Linked DNA regions of Homo sapiens: region 2 is linked to region 1. A link is an interaction called in ENCODE POLR2A ChIA-PET data of the cell type or tissue named here. Cell type or tissue: Caco-2. All regions are shown on one strand. Each heading gives the region's core, and the rest is flanking DNA. Links, peaks and the distances in the headings are about the cores only.

What was found. Peaks named below come from ENCODE experiments on the same cell type or tissue, not always from the same donor. Only the 100,000 strongest peaks of a DNase experiment are listed, where the experiment ranks them.
Region 2: POLR2A ChIA-PET joins it to region 1 with 5 read pairs; 2 of 35 experiments call an interaction of 5 or more read pairs at or near these places.

The regions. Positions count from the first base shown.
Region 1 is chr9:112,240,680-112,245,679 of GRCh38, forward strand. The region is part of intron 7 of PTBP3 (polypyrimidine tract binding protein 3); the gene reads right to left. It also overlaps the pseudogene RN7SL57P. Among named protein-coding and RNA genes, the nearest start is that of SUSD1, 68 kb to the left of the region's middle. In Caco-2, for the core only: no CTCF peak of the experiment used is centred there; no DNase peak of the experiment used is centred there.
Region 2 is chr9:112,052,639-112,061,933 of GRCh38, forward strand. SUSD1 (sushi domain containing 1) reads right to left here. Exons shown (of 17, transcript NM_022486.5): 14 at 5,790-6,048. Among named protein-coding and RNA genes, the nearest start is that of LINC02977, 17 kb to the left of the region's middle. In Caco-2, for the core only: no CTCF peak of the experiment used is centred there; a DNase peak (open chromatin) is centred at 6,800.

The sequences.
Region 1 (5,000 bases), core at 1-5,000:
CAGCTTCAAGCAGGTCCTTCAGGAGGTATTCCATAAGAAAGTATTGTCATTATAGGAGATGACAGCTTCATGCATGTTTACTGTCCCTGAAGACCTTCCAGTGGGACAAGATGTAGAAGTAGAAGACAGTGATATTGACAATCCTGACCTTGTGTAGGCCTAGGCTAACGTGTGTATGTGTCTTAGTTTTTAACAAAAAACTAAAAGTTGAAAAAAGTTTAATAGAAAAAAGTTTACAGAATAAGGCTACGAAGAAAAAATATTTTTGAACAGCTTGTAAACAAAAATATTTTCTACACAATGTGCTTGTGTTTCAAGGTAAGTATTATTACGAAAGAGTCAAAAGTTAAAAATAAAATTAAGAGTTTATGAAGTTAGAAAGTTGTAGTAAGCTAAGGTTATTTTATTTATTTGTTTGTTTTTTATTTTATTATTATTTTTTTAAATGGAGTCTCACTTTGTCGCCCAGGCTGGAGTGCAGTGGCACAATCTGGGCTCACTGCAGACTCCGCCTCCTGGGTTCAAGCAATTCTCCTGCCTCAGCCTCCCAAGTAGCTGGGATTACAGAAGCCCTACACCACACCCAGCTAATTTTTGTATTTTTAGTACAGATGGGGTTTCATCATGTTGGCCAGGCTGGTCTCAAACTCTGGACCTCAAGTGATCCACCTGCCTTGGCCTCCCAAAGTGCTGGGATTACAGGGTGAGCCACCATGCCTGGGCAAGCTAAGGCTAATTTATTATTAAGGAAATAAAAATATTACTTCCAGTCCTGCAACCTCTACTCATAGGAAGTGCCCTATACAGGTGTACCATTTTGATCTTTTATACTGTATTTTTACTGTACCCTTTCTATGTTTAGATACACAAATACTTACCATATGTTATAGCTGCCTATAGTATACATTATGGTAACATGCCATACAGTCTAGGTGTTTAGTAGGCTATAACATCTATGTTTGTTTAAGTACACAACAAAACCACCTAATGACACGTTTCTCAGAACGTATCCCTGTGGTTAAGCAATACATGACTGTATATTTAAAGCATGTGAAATTATCATCACAATCAAGATAACAAATATTCCCATCATTCCTGAAAATTTTCTCATGTCCCTCTGCAATCTCCCTCTCTCCAAACCTTGTCCTCAGGCAACCACTGATCTTTCTCACACTATAGATTAGTTTGCATTTTATAGAAATATATACAAACAGAATTATAGAATAGGTGTTCCCTTCTGTCTGGCTTCTCTTGTTCAGCATAATCCCTTTGCCTTTATCACTACTTTATTCCTTTTTATTGCTGAATAGTACTTGATTGCATAGAAGGACCACTTTTATCTATTCAACTGTTAGTAGAATACTTCTAGATTTTGGCTATTATAAATAAAACTGCTATGAACATTTGTGTTTAATTAACACCTAATATTAAATCACATTTTAATTAATTTATTTATATATTTTTTAGAGATGGGGTCTGACTGTGTTGCCCGAAATGGAGTACAGCAGCTATTCACAGGCTTGATTAGAGCACACTCAAGCCTCAGCTCAAACAATCCTCCTGCCTCAGCCTCCCATGTAACAGGAACTACAGGTGTGCTGGCCACTGCACCCAGCAACATTTTTAAATTTCACAGATCACCAGGCTAGGTAGGAGCCAGAGGTTTTGCCAACTTGGAGTGAGTAATGTTTGCCTTTTGGTTTTATCTTTCAAGCAGCGGAGCACTAAAATAATTTACAATATGTAAATTATTTCCTTTTATGGTTTGTGCTTTCTGTGGTCTAATAAACTTTGCATATCTCCAAGTTACAAAGATTTTCTCCTATGTCTTCTTCTGGAAATTTTATAGGTATAAGTGTATTTGTTTTTAAGAGACAGGGTCTTGCTATGTTGCCCAGGCTGGAGTGCAGTGGCTATTCACAGGCACACTACCACTACTGATCTACATGGGAGTTTTGACCTCCTCTGTTTCTGACCTGGACCAGTTCATCCTTCCTTAGGCAACCTTGTGGACCTCCTCTCCTGGGAAGTCACGATATTGATGCCGAACTTAAGTGTAGACATCTGATCAGCACGGAGCACTATAGCCCAGAACTCCTGGGCTCAAGTGATCCTTCAACCTCGGCCTCCTGAATAGCTGGAACTACAGGTCCACGCAACAAATTTTACATACAGGACTAAGATCCATTTCAATTTAATTTGTCAGTATGGACAGGATAATGGTTAATACTTTTTATCCCCAATACCAATATCCACTTATACAAAACCGACTTGTTGAAAGACTTTCCCTTTCCCTAGTGGATTAGATTGGCAACTTTGTTGAAAATCAATTGACCACATCTGTGGATCTATTTCTAGCCTCTCTAATATGCTCCATTAATCTATATATCTATCCTTCTGACATTACCAAACTGGCTTGATTACTGCAGCTCTATATTAAGTCTTACAGCTTAAAAAAAAAAAAAAAACAGTTTTCAGCAGCTCTACTCTAAATGCTTTCTTTTCCCATTTCTATATTAATTTTAGAAGTTTGGTCTATCTTAGTTAAACAAGAAAAAGAATTAAAGTCCCAGGGATTAGGCCAGGCGAGGTGGCTCACGTCTGTAATACCAGTATTTTGGGGGACCAAGGTGGGTGGATCACTTGAGGTGAGGCATTTGAGACCAGGCTGGCCAACACGGTGAAACCCCATCTCTACTAAAAATTCAAAAAATTAGCTAGACGTGGTGGCAGGCACCTGTAATCCCAGCTACTCAGGAGGCCGAGGCATGAGAATTGCTTGAACCCGGGAGGCAGAGGTTGCAGTGAGCCAAGATTGTGCAACTGCACTCCAACCTGGGCAACAGATCGAGACTCTGTCTCAAAAAATAAAAAAAGCCCCAGGGATTAGAAGAAAGGATATAAACTGACATTATCTGTAGATGATATGACTATGTGTACTGAAATGTAAAAAGAATCCACGGGCAAATTACTGGAATTCATAAGAGTTTATCAGGGTTTCTGAGTTATGAAATCAAGAGATAATAATGTTGTACTTCTGTATTACCAACAGTTAGAAAACAAAACAGTAATGATACTTCAAACTTACATTGGGCTTATGTTAGGTATCATTTTAAACTCTTCATGTACATGAGCACATTTAATCTTCACAACCCTACCAGTTAAGAACTGTTACACATTACACATAGAAAGAAAGAGAAATGCAGAGTAGTTAAGTAACTTGCCCAAGATTACACAGCTCATAAATAATAGGTCCAGAATCAGAATACAAAAAGTATGGTTCTTAGACACCACACTATGCCATGTAAAATAAAAGTAAAAGTAAGAAGTTCTCAGGAATAGCAGGGCACAGTGGCTCACACCTGTAATCCCAACACTTTGGGAGGCCGAGACAGGTGGATCACGAGGTCAGGAGATCAAGACCATCCTAGCTAAGACGATGAAACCCCATCTCTACTAAAAATACAAAAACCATGGTGGCATGCGCCTGTAGTCCCAGCTTCGGGAGGCTGAGGCAAGAGAATTGCTTGGACCTGGGAGGCAGAGGTTATAGTGAGCCGAGATCATGACACTGCACTCCAGCCTGGGCAACAGAGTGAGACTCTGTCTCAAAAAAAAAAAAAAAAAAGTTCTCAGGAATAAGTGCAACAAAAAATGTGCAAATCTTTAAGGAGAAAAGTCACCCAACTTTACTGAGAGACATGAACAAACATCCAGGCTGCAGTGGCTCACGCTGGTAATCCTAGTGCTTTGGGAAGCAGAGTTTGGAGGATCACTTGAGACCAGGAGTTTTAGACCAATCTAGGTAATACAGAGGGACCCTACCTCTACAAAAAAATTTTTTTTTTAATTAGCAGAGCATGGTGATGTGTGCCTGTGGTCCTGGCTACTCAGGAGGCTGAGGTGGGAGGACTGCCTGAGCCTGGAGGTCGAGGCTGCAGTGAACCATGAGTGCACCACTGCACTTCAGCCTAGGCGACTGAGCAAAACCCTGTCTCAAAAAATAAAAAAATAAAAAAAGTCCAAATGAATGGACAGATGCACAATGTTCAAAGACTGGAAGATTCTATTGTAATGATGTCAATTATCTTCAACTCATTTGTAAATTCAATGTAATCCCAATCAAAACCCCAATAGCTACTGCTGCTGCTTTTTTTTTTGGAACTCAACAAGCTGATCTTAAAATGCTTAAGAAATACAAATGGTCAAGAATTGCCAAGATAGTCTTGAAGAAGAACAAGATAAAAAAGACTTTAGCAGAGATTCAAACTTCTGGTAATGACAAAAGGAGACAACTAGACCATTGTAGCAATGCCCAGAAAAACAAGTCTTGTAAGTACTAAGCTCAGCCGGGCACAGTAGCTCATACCTGTAATCCCAGCACTTTGGGAGGCCGAGGCGGGCAGATCACTTGAGGTCAGGAGTTCAAGACCAGCCTGGCCAACATGGCAAAACCCTGTCTCTACAAAAAATACAAAAAAATTAGCCGGGTGTAGTGGTGCACATCTGTAGTCCCAGCTACTCGCAGGCTGAGGCATGAGAACTGCTTGAACCCAGGAGGCAAAGGCTGCAGCGAGCCCAGATTGTACCACTGCATTCCAGCCTGGGCAGAGCGAGACTCTGCCTCAAAAACACAAACAAACAAAAACTAAAGTTAGTAGTATGTGTTTGCAATTCCGAAACCACTTCTGTGTAATCTAAGATTGAGCAAATAAGTAAACATGTTGAGGCTAATAGGAATCACATTTCTTATTCTTGAAGAGTTACCAATATGTAAAGGGTGCTGGACAGGAATCAGGATTTTCAGTTAAAATTTGTTTTTTAAAACACACACACACACACAGAAACATATATTTATGAAGCAAACATAGACACATGTCCTAGTCATGTCCATTTAGTCATGCCCTATTGTCAATGAGCACATCTAATGTTTAGGTATTGATTTTTAAATACCATTTTCCCCTAAAAGAAACCAGGGCTCATTGAAGAAATGGCTGATT
Region 2 (9,295 bases), core at 4,058-9,057, 180 kb before region 1:
TGACCCTACAGATCACTTCTATAGGTTTCCAACAGGTCTTGGAAAGCATATATGATAGGCCAACAACAGGAGTGACAAAAAGGACCATTCCCCTGACCAGCTCTGAGCAACTGGCATGGACCGCCTAGAGAATTATGCTGAAAAGGATTCTGAGGTCACACGTTCAGAAGGTTCAGCAAGAAGTAGTGATGCATGTTAGAGGCAAAGCTATGAGAAGTCCCAGTATATAATACTTCATCTATCTAGATGTCACTTAGCAACGTCAGTTACCCAAAATGTGTCCATGAACCGGGAAGAAAGCAACAGGAACATATATGAAAGCTCATCCATAGTAGAAGAAATCTATAGATTCAGTGGAATGAATATCTCTTCCCCCCTGTCATTATGATATGCTTATTTACCTGTTACAAATGCTGGGGACTTGCTCTATATAAGACTTGAAAATATTCCCCAGAGGAAGCTGCACGGTGAGGGTTAGAGGAGGATCCTTCCAATGTCATTAGGAGAGTCTCTTTCAAATGACAGCCTTGGGCATTCTGGTTTGGATTTTATTAATTTTTTTTTTAATTTAAGCTTAAAAATTCTGAGAAAAGCTGCTGGGCACAGTGGCTCACACCTGTAATCCCAGCACTTTGGGAGGCTGAGATGAGCAGATCACCTGAGGTCAGGGGTTCGAGACCAGCCTGGCCAACATGGTGAAACCCCATCCCTACTGAAAATATAAAAATTAGCTAGGTGTGGTGGTGGGCGCCTGTACTCCCAGCTACTTGGAAGGCTGAGGCAGGAGAATCACTTGAACCCAGGAGGCGGAGGTGCAGTGAGCCAAGACCACACCATTGCACTCCAGCCTGGGCAACAGAATGAGACTTCGTCTCAAAAAAAAAAAAAAAAAAAAAAAAATCTGAGAAAAGCTTAAAATAGCCATAAGCGTTTGAATGTGACTAACATTTGCTTTGATGCTAAGTGCAGATATTAGAAATGGAAGGTAATGTGCAAGAATAACCAGTAAAGAACATATTTCAAGACACTGGAGAATGGAAGGGACTTCAAATAGCAAGGCCATTTGGGGGAATGGAGTATATCAAAGGAGAGAAACTGGCAGGGGCCAGGTGAAGAAGGGAGCTTATTAAACTGAAATGCCTGGATCATACTTGCATTTTATAAAACTCATGCTGGCAGTGGTATGAAGCAAGGAGACGGGTAGAATAAGAGACAGAAAGATGTGGTAGAAAAGTGATGTTCAGGCAAGAGATGACAAAGTCTGAGCAGTGCAGACAAAGGAGAGGAAAGAATGATTTTAAACAGAATTAAGTTGGTAGAATTGACATGATTTGCTGATGATCTGGATAAGAAGGTAAGAAAGAAGGAAGAGACAAGAACTATTTACAGGTTTCTGTCTTAGCAATGGGAGGCATGGCAATGCTATTTACTGGGACAGATACACAAAGGGAAAAACAAAATGGGGCATTGGAAGACTCACACTCCCTGATTTCAAAATTTACTACAAAACTACAGTAAACAAAACAGTGTGGTAGTGACATAAAGACAGACATATAGGCCAATGGAACAGCATAGAGAACCTAGAAATAAACCCTTGCATATATGTCAAATAATAGTTAACAAGAGTGCCAAGACCATTCAATAGGGAAAAGACAGTTTTTTCAGGCTGGGCACACTGGCTCACACCTGTAATCCCAGTACTTTGGGAGGCTGAGATAGGAGAAGCGCTTAAGCCCAGGAGTTTGAGACCAGCCTGGGCAACACAGGGAGACCCCATCTCTACAAATAATTTTTAAATATTAGCCAGGCATGGTGGTGCACAGCTGTAGTCCCAGCTACTTGAGAGGCTGAGGCAGGAGGATCACCTGAGCCCAGGAGGTCGAGGCTGCAGTGAGCCATGATTGCACCACTGCACTCCAGCCTGGGTGACAAACTGAAACACTGTCTCAAAAAAAAAAAAAGTTTTTTCAACAAATGGTACTAGGAAAACTGGATATCTACATATAAAAGAATGAATATGGACCCTTACCTAATATCATATAAAAAATTAACTCAAAATGGATCAAAAACCTAAATATAAGACCTCAAATTATAAAACTCTTAGAAGACAACAAAAAGCTTCCTGAAACCGGATTTCTCAATGACTTCTTGGATATGACAAGACACAGGCAACAAAAGAAAAAATAGACAGACTGATCATCATCAAAATTTCAAGCTTTTATGCATCTAAGGACACTATGTATAGTAAAAGTGCAACCCACAGAATGGGCGAAAATATTTGCAAATCACGTATTTCACAAGGGATTACAGTAATATCCAGAATGTATGGAGAACTCTTAAAATTTAACAAAAACAAAAACAACCCAATTCAAAAATGAGCAAAGGACTTAAATAGACATTTCTCTAAAGAAGACACACAAATGGCCGATTAGCCCATGAAAACATGGTCAGCATCACTTGTCATTAGGGAAATGCAAACCAAAACCACAATAAGATGCCATCTCATGCTGGGAGTGGTGGCTCATGCCTATAATCCCAGCACTTTGGGAAGCCAAGGCAGGTGGATCGCTTGAGCCCAAGAGTTCAAGACCATCCTGGGAAACATGGCAAAATCCTGTCTCTATGAAAAATGGAAAAATTAGTCGGGTGTGATGGCATGCACCTGTAGTCCCAGCTACTCAGGTGGCTGAGGTGAGAGGATCATCTGACCCCAGGGAGGTCAAGGCTGCAGTGACCTGTGATTGGGCCACTGCACTTCAGCCTGGTAAACAAAGTGAGACCCCATCCCCCACTTCCAAAACAAAAGATGTCACCTCACACCCTACCTTATAATAGGATGCCTATTATAAGAAAAGAAAACAGAAAACAGTAAGTGTTAGCAGGGACATGGACAAATTGGAAGCCCTACGCACTGCTGGTGGGAATGGAAAATGGTATAGCACTATGGAAAACAGTATGGTAGTTCCTCAAAAAATTAAACATAGAATTATCATTTGATCAAGCAATTCCACTTCAGGTATATACACAAAAGAACTGAAAGCAGGGGCTGAAACAGATATTTGCATACCAATGTTCACAGCAGCATTATTCGTAATAGCCAAAAGGTGGAAAATATCCCATTATTCATCCATGAATAAATGAATAAGCAAACGTGGTATACTCATATAATGGAATATTATTCAGTCTTAAAAAGGAAGGAAATTCTGACACATGCCACAACATGGGTGAACCTAGAAGACTTTAGGCTAAATGAAATAAGCCAGTCACAAAAAGAAAATACTGAATGATCCTACTTATATGAGGTACCTAGAGTAGTCAAATTCATAAAGATGGAAAGTAGGGCTGGGCGTGATGGCTCATGCCTGTAATCCCAACACTTTGGGAGGTCAAGGTGGGAGGATCACTTGAGCCTGGGAGTTTGGAACCAGCCTGGGCAACATGGAGAGACTCTATCTCTACAAGAAATAAAAATTAAAAATTAGCCAGTCATGATGGTGCACACCTGTGGTCCAAGTTAACTCAGGCAGCTGAAGCACCAGTATTGTTTGAGCCCCGGGGGTTGAGGCTGCAGTGAGCTATGATCGTGCCACTGCACTCCAGCCTGGGCAACAGAGCAAGACTCTGCCTCAAAAAAAAAAAAGACAGAAAGTAGAATGTTGGTTGCCAAGGGCTGTGGAAGGAAGGAATGGGGAGTCATTTAATGGGTATAAAGTTTGTTCTGCAAGATAAAAAGAGTTTTGGACGCTGGTTGCACAACAATGTGAATGAACTTAATGCCACTGAACTACACTTTAAAATGGTTAAGACAGTAAATTTTATATTGTATATGTTTTATCACAATTAAAAATTAAAATTAAATCACTACTGATTTTATTGTAATTGTCACACAAATACAGTTGAAACCCATGGGAAAGTCATCGCAATTTAAATATGTAGATCCAAATATAAATGTTTTCAAAGCCCTTTCATCTCCTTTAACATCCTAAAGAATAACCACATATTCTTCTGTTCAGCTACATGAAAGAGAGTATCAATGACATCACAGGAAAGTTTCCTATGAACCAGAATTCTTTGTGTGTGTGTGTGTGTGTGTGTGTGAGACAGGGTCTCACTCTGTTGCCCAGGCTGGAGTGCAGTGGCATGATCTCAGCTCAGTGCAACATCTGCCTCCCAGGCTCAAGAAATCTCCTGCCTCAGCCTCCCAAGTAGCTAGGACTATGGGTACATACCACCATGCCTGGCTAATAAACCGGAATTCTTGTCCTAACCTCCAACTTCATTCCCTCTGTTATGAATTAAATGTCTATGCCCCTTGCTCACCACCCAACCCCTGCCCCAAATTCAAATGTCGAAGCCCTAACCTACAATGTGATGGTATTTGGAGGCAGGATCTTTGGGAGAGAAATAGATTCAGAAGAGATTATAAGCCTGGAGCCCTCACGATGGGATAAGTGTCCTAATAAATAGAGGAAGAGCAATCAGAGCTCTCCCCTCCCCACTCCATCCCCACCACGTGAGGACACTGTAAGAAGGCAGCTGTCCACAAGCCAGGAAGAGAGTCCTCACTGGGGAACTGAATCAGCTGGCACCTTGATCTTGGGCTTCCCAGCACAGACTGTGAGAAATAAATGTCTGTTGCCTAAGCTACCCAGTCTACCATATTTCACTATAGCAGCCCAAGTTGACTAATATACCCTCCCCAACCAAAGTCTTAATCTAGGACAGTAGATCTCTGAACCATCTCTAAATTGCACTCATGTTGTACTGCCAGTGTTTTGTCTATGGCTAAAAACTCCAAGTCAGAAACCCCAAGTAATTTTCTAATGAAAAGGCCTTGTCTAAGCTGTAAATACCTTTTTGGTAAGTTCAGGGCAATATATTTCTGGGCTTTAACTTTCCTTTCTTTATTCCTCCATTATTGTCACAAAGCGCTGCTAGACATCTTTGATACTTGAACATTCTTACAAGTAACTATTGGTTTCATAGCAAGCATGTTCATGACACATTACATTTGCATCCCACACAGAATTTAATAGAGTGTCTCAGTTTTAAATATGTGATAAACCTTACACTCAAGATGATAACATACTTTTATCTCAAATTCATCAGTCAAGAGCTGCTTGTATTAGTATTAATATAATCCTTCTAGTTTTCATTACTGGCCCATATGAATTTACAACAAGCTTAGGGTTCTCCTAGGTCAACCATCACAATGGTTCTTCCAGATCTTCCATCCCTGACTGATTAATGCAGCTCCATGATGTTTCCTAATTATCTAATGAATATTGAGTTCCACGTCTCAGGAAAGAACCACTGCTGGAAGAGCTTTCTAAGGACTGTAGAAGGGAAAGTGGGACCTATGCCATAGCTGCGGAAGGGATGTAAGCAAAAAACAGCCGAGTGCTGTGCTTAATCTTCGGCTTCCCAGGAGAATGAGAGAAGCAGCAGCCTGGCAGGGGCACAAGGAAGTTAACAGAGAATCTAGATGTTTCTTTCCAACTTAGACTTCAGCAGTGCAATAGAATGAGGGCATCTGTAAAGCTTAAGAGTAAAAACAAAACCAGGTCAGTCCAAATGTTGATTCAGCAAGGTCCCCAGGTGGTTCAGAATCCATATCATCTGTAAGGGTTTCACCTGTCCCTTCTTCATAAAGGCAAAGTATTCACAAACATTTTGTGATTGTTACATGCAGTGACCCTCTCATATACTTGGAAAATAAATGTTCAAACATTTAAATGTCATACGAAGAAGAAAATACAGAGTTCACAAGAGCTTGGAAAGAAAGATACCTTATTCCATTCACTTGTGATTCGTAATATAATGCAGTAATCACTCCCTCTTTTCAAGGGTGCATTATAATATTCCCCATAGTACAGCCTGTCTCCTATAGGTATCTCCATGGCATCATCTGGAACATCTTTGGCCAGTAGTTCTGCAGCCACGTATCCATCAGCATCAGAGGCGTTGCTAAAGAAGGAGGAAGCGCCTTCAGAATCACAAGAAAATGTGCTTTGGAGGGCCAGGGGAAGCACTAACACCTGATATGAACTGGAAGAAAAAAGGAGAAGTGTCCATCAGACCCTTGCATGGGGAGTTCATTCATTCATTCATATTTATTGAGCACCTGCTATGAGACAAACCTCTTTCTTTGTTTTTTTGTTTTTTGTTTTTTTTGAGATGGAGTCTTGCTCTGTCACTAGGCTGGAGTACAGTGGTGCAATCTCGGCTCACTGCAACCTCCATCTCCCAGGTTCAAGCAATTCTCCTGCCTCAGCCTCCCAAGTAGCTGGGACTACAGGTGCATGCCACCACGCCCAACTAACTTTTGTATTTTTAGTAGAGATGGGGTTTCACCATGTTGGCCAGGCTTGTCTCGATCTCTTGACCTCATGATCCACCCGCCTCGGCCTCCCAGAGTGCTGGGATTACAGGCGTGAGCCACTGCGCCCAGCTGAAATAAGCCTCTTTCTAGGCACTGGAGACACGACACTAGGCAAGAAAAAGTCCGGGCCCATGTGGGATTTACAGTCTGATGGCTCCAACCATCATGGAATTCCAGTTTGAACCTAAAGGGTTAATGCCAGACGACACAGGGCAAGGGACCTCTCCAAGTTCTGGCTGCAGAGAGATGCCAAGTACATCCTCTTTCGCTGGGAGAAGTTGTTGCAAGTATCACTGCCCTGTGTGTGTGTCATAAAATTGACCTGATCAGTGATTTTCACGTGGGCAAATAAAGCCCAACTGTGGAAAGGGTTAGCAGTCACATGGAGACCGAGTGCCTACCACAGTGAATGTACTAAGTCCGGAAAAAAGGCTGCAGACAGTCATGCGGTGACCTGAAACAGAACTCATGTGATTTACATCCCCTACAGTTCATGGGCTGATACCAAAGTTCATGTGAAATAAATGAGACGCCAAGAGTGCAGAGTCACCATGAGTTAATCTAGTCTGACAACACCCTGAAACAGCCAGAACAGTAATATGTCATGTATGCACTGTAAAAACTGTTCCCCAATTGTGGACAGAAAAACACACTAACAAATGGGTATTGTTTTTGTTATGTGTTTCATTATTTGTCCCATCAAATAGAAAGCCTGGCAGTGAAAGGACGTGTGAGAATAAAAATGCACTGAGAATGAATCACACTTCCCTTCTATTCCCATCTATCTGGTACTTAGCTCCTGCCTCTAGTACCATGTTGAGCATCTGCTGTCTCTGTCAGGCTTGATAGCAGGGATCTGAACGACTGACTTGTATTCTTGCAAATCCTTGCACAGTTCTTTGGAAATGATAGCTCCCCAACCCCCGCCCTGCCCCGCCCCTCCGCCACCAGCAATGAATGATTCTTGAGTTGAAATTTCGGAAAAGAGGAAAAGCATACATCAGCGTGAAATATAATTAGGGTAATTTCCAAAACTCATTAGGCCATGTAATTCTATTTTACCAGTAAATTTGAACTTCCTGCTTCACATGTCAAACGCCCTATCTCCTGCTTCCTAAGAGCCCATGAATCACTAGGTTAAGAAGAGGGAGCCCTCCTCCACAGTGGGTGTTGGATATGGAAAGTCTCCCCCCACCAGGTTCCCAAACATCCTAGGTATCCTCAGGGCCCTGATTTTCTTTCTTTTCTTTTCTTTTTTAAGAAGGGAGTCTTGCTCTGCTGCCCAGGCTGGAGTGCAGTGGTGTGATCTCAGCTCACTGCAACCTTTACCTCCCAGGTTCAAGCGATTCTTCTGCTTCAGCCTCCTGAGTAGCCAAGACTACAGGCACTCGCCACTATGCCCGGTTAATTTTTTTTGTATTTTTAGTAGAGATGGTGTTCCACCATGTTGGCCAGGCTGGTCTTGAACTCCTGACCTCTTTAGCTGGGGGAAGTTGTTGCACGTATCACTGCCCTGTGTGCCCACCTCTGCCTCCCAATGGGCTGGGATTACAGGCGTAAGCCACTGTGCCTGGCCCAGGGTCCTGATTTTCATAAAGTCTTGGCTCACTTTCAGCCAAGGGCTTTCTACAAAAGAGATAAAGTAAAACCCACAGGGCAATAAGTTGTCACCACCAGTAAACATTTATTAAGCATCCACTGCCTATGGGGAACACCTGTAACAACAAACTTGCCGGGAGACTTGAAGACATCCCTACATCATAGCCACAGGTAAGAAAGTAAATGTTGCAGCACCTCCATGCGGTCCATAAGTACATCTTTAAATCCCTCTCATCTTTCCATGCAGGTGGTGGTGGTCAAGAGCAAGGTCGAGGCTCACCTGTGCCCATTTGGTTCCGTACATTGCTCACTAGAGGCATCATCGACAGAGTATGAATCAGCTCCCCAATTAGCCTGACCGTAATCACCTGTGTTGCTTGATTATTATACAAATTCCCCGACCTCATACCGACCTACTGAATCGAAATCTCTAGGAGTAGATTCTGGGAATCTGTATCGCTGGTAAAGCTCCCAGGTGATTCCTATAATCTGGCAATGTGGGAGACACGAGCATTAAGGGAACCCAGCAACAGGCTCCATCCTCTGCCTAACATCAGCAACCTCAGCAGAGACTTGGTCCCAGGGACCTTGCTCCATTATGTACCCCAAGACACTGTCCCTAAATGGTGCACAAAGCAGACTCAGGCCTGTCTCACACACTGGCAAAGCTGCTGCCCCCCAGCTCAAACCAGGTAGTCAGGCTTAGGAAAACCACCCTGCCTGCTGGTAATTAGCCATGTGATGTTAAAGAAGCAGCTGTGGCTGTTTGGAATATGACTGTTCTGGAAGGACTTTTCTCCTCTTTTTCACCACCACACTCCCTCGAATGACTCACAGTTCTCCACTTCCTGTTTTGGAGGCGCTGGCCGGCATATAGCCACAAGGGTAAGCTGTCATTTGGCTTTTCTTTTGCATTATGTCATTATTTGACATAAATATCACATTTGTTCTTGCAAATGCTCTCAGGAAGTGACATCACAACTTCTGTTCTCTTTATAATGACAGAATTACAATGCCTTCTGGTAACTTGTCAAGAATCAGAACAATTTATACAATGTCCATCCCTGGAAAGATCTTTGCACATTTACTGAACTTAAATGAATATAAAAGCAGGAAAACCCTAAGTTTTATTATAAATGGATATACAGATAATATCGCCAGACTTTCTTTTTTGTAATTTTATAATATCTCACTTTTTTTTTTTTAACCTTGATTTTACCGAAGGGTCAGCAGAGACAAAGGCAATGTTGGTGAGGCCATGTACATTTTCATCTCCTTGAGCTGGTACTGTGAGCAAGCTGTTCATCTCTCCAC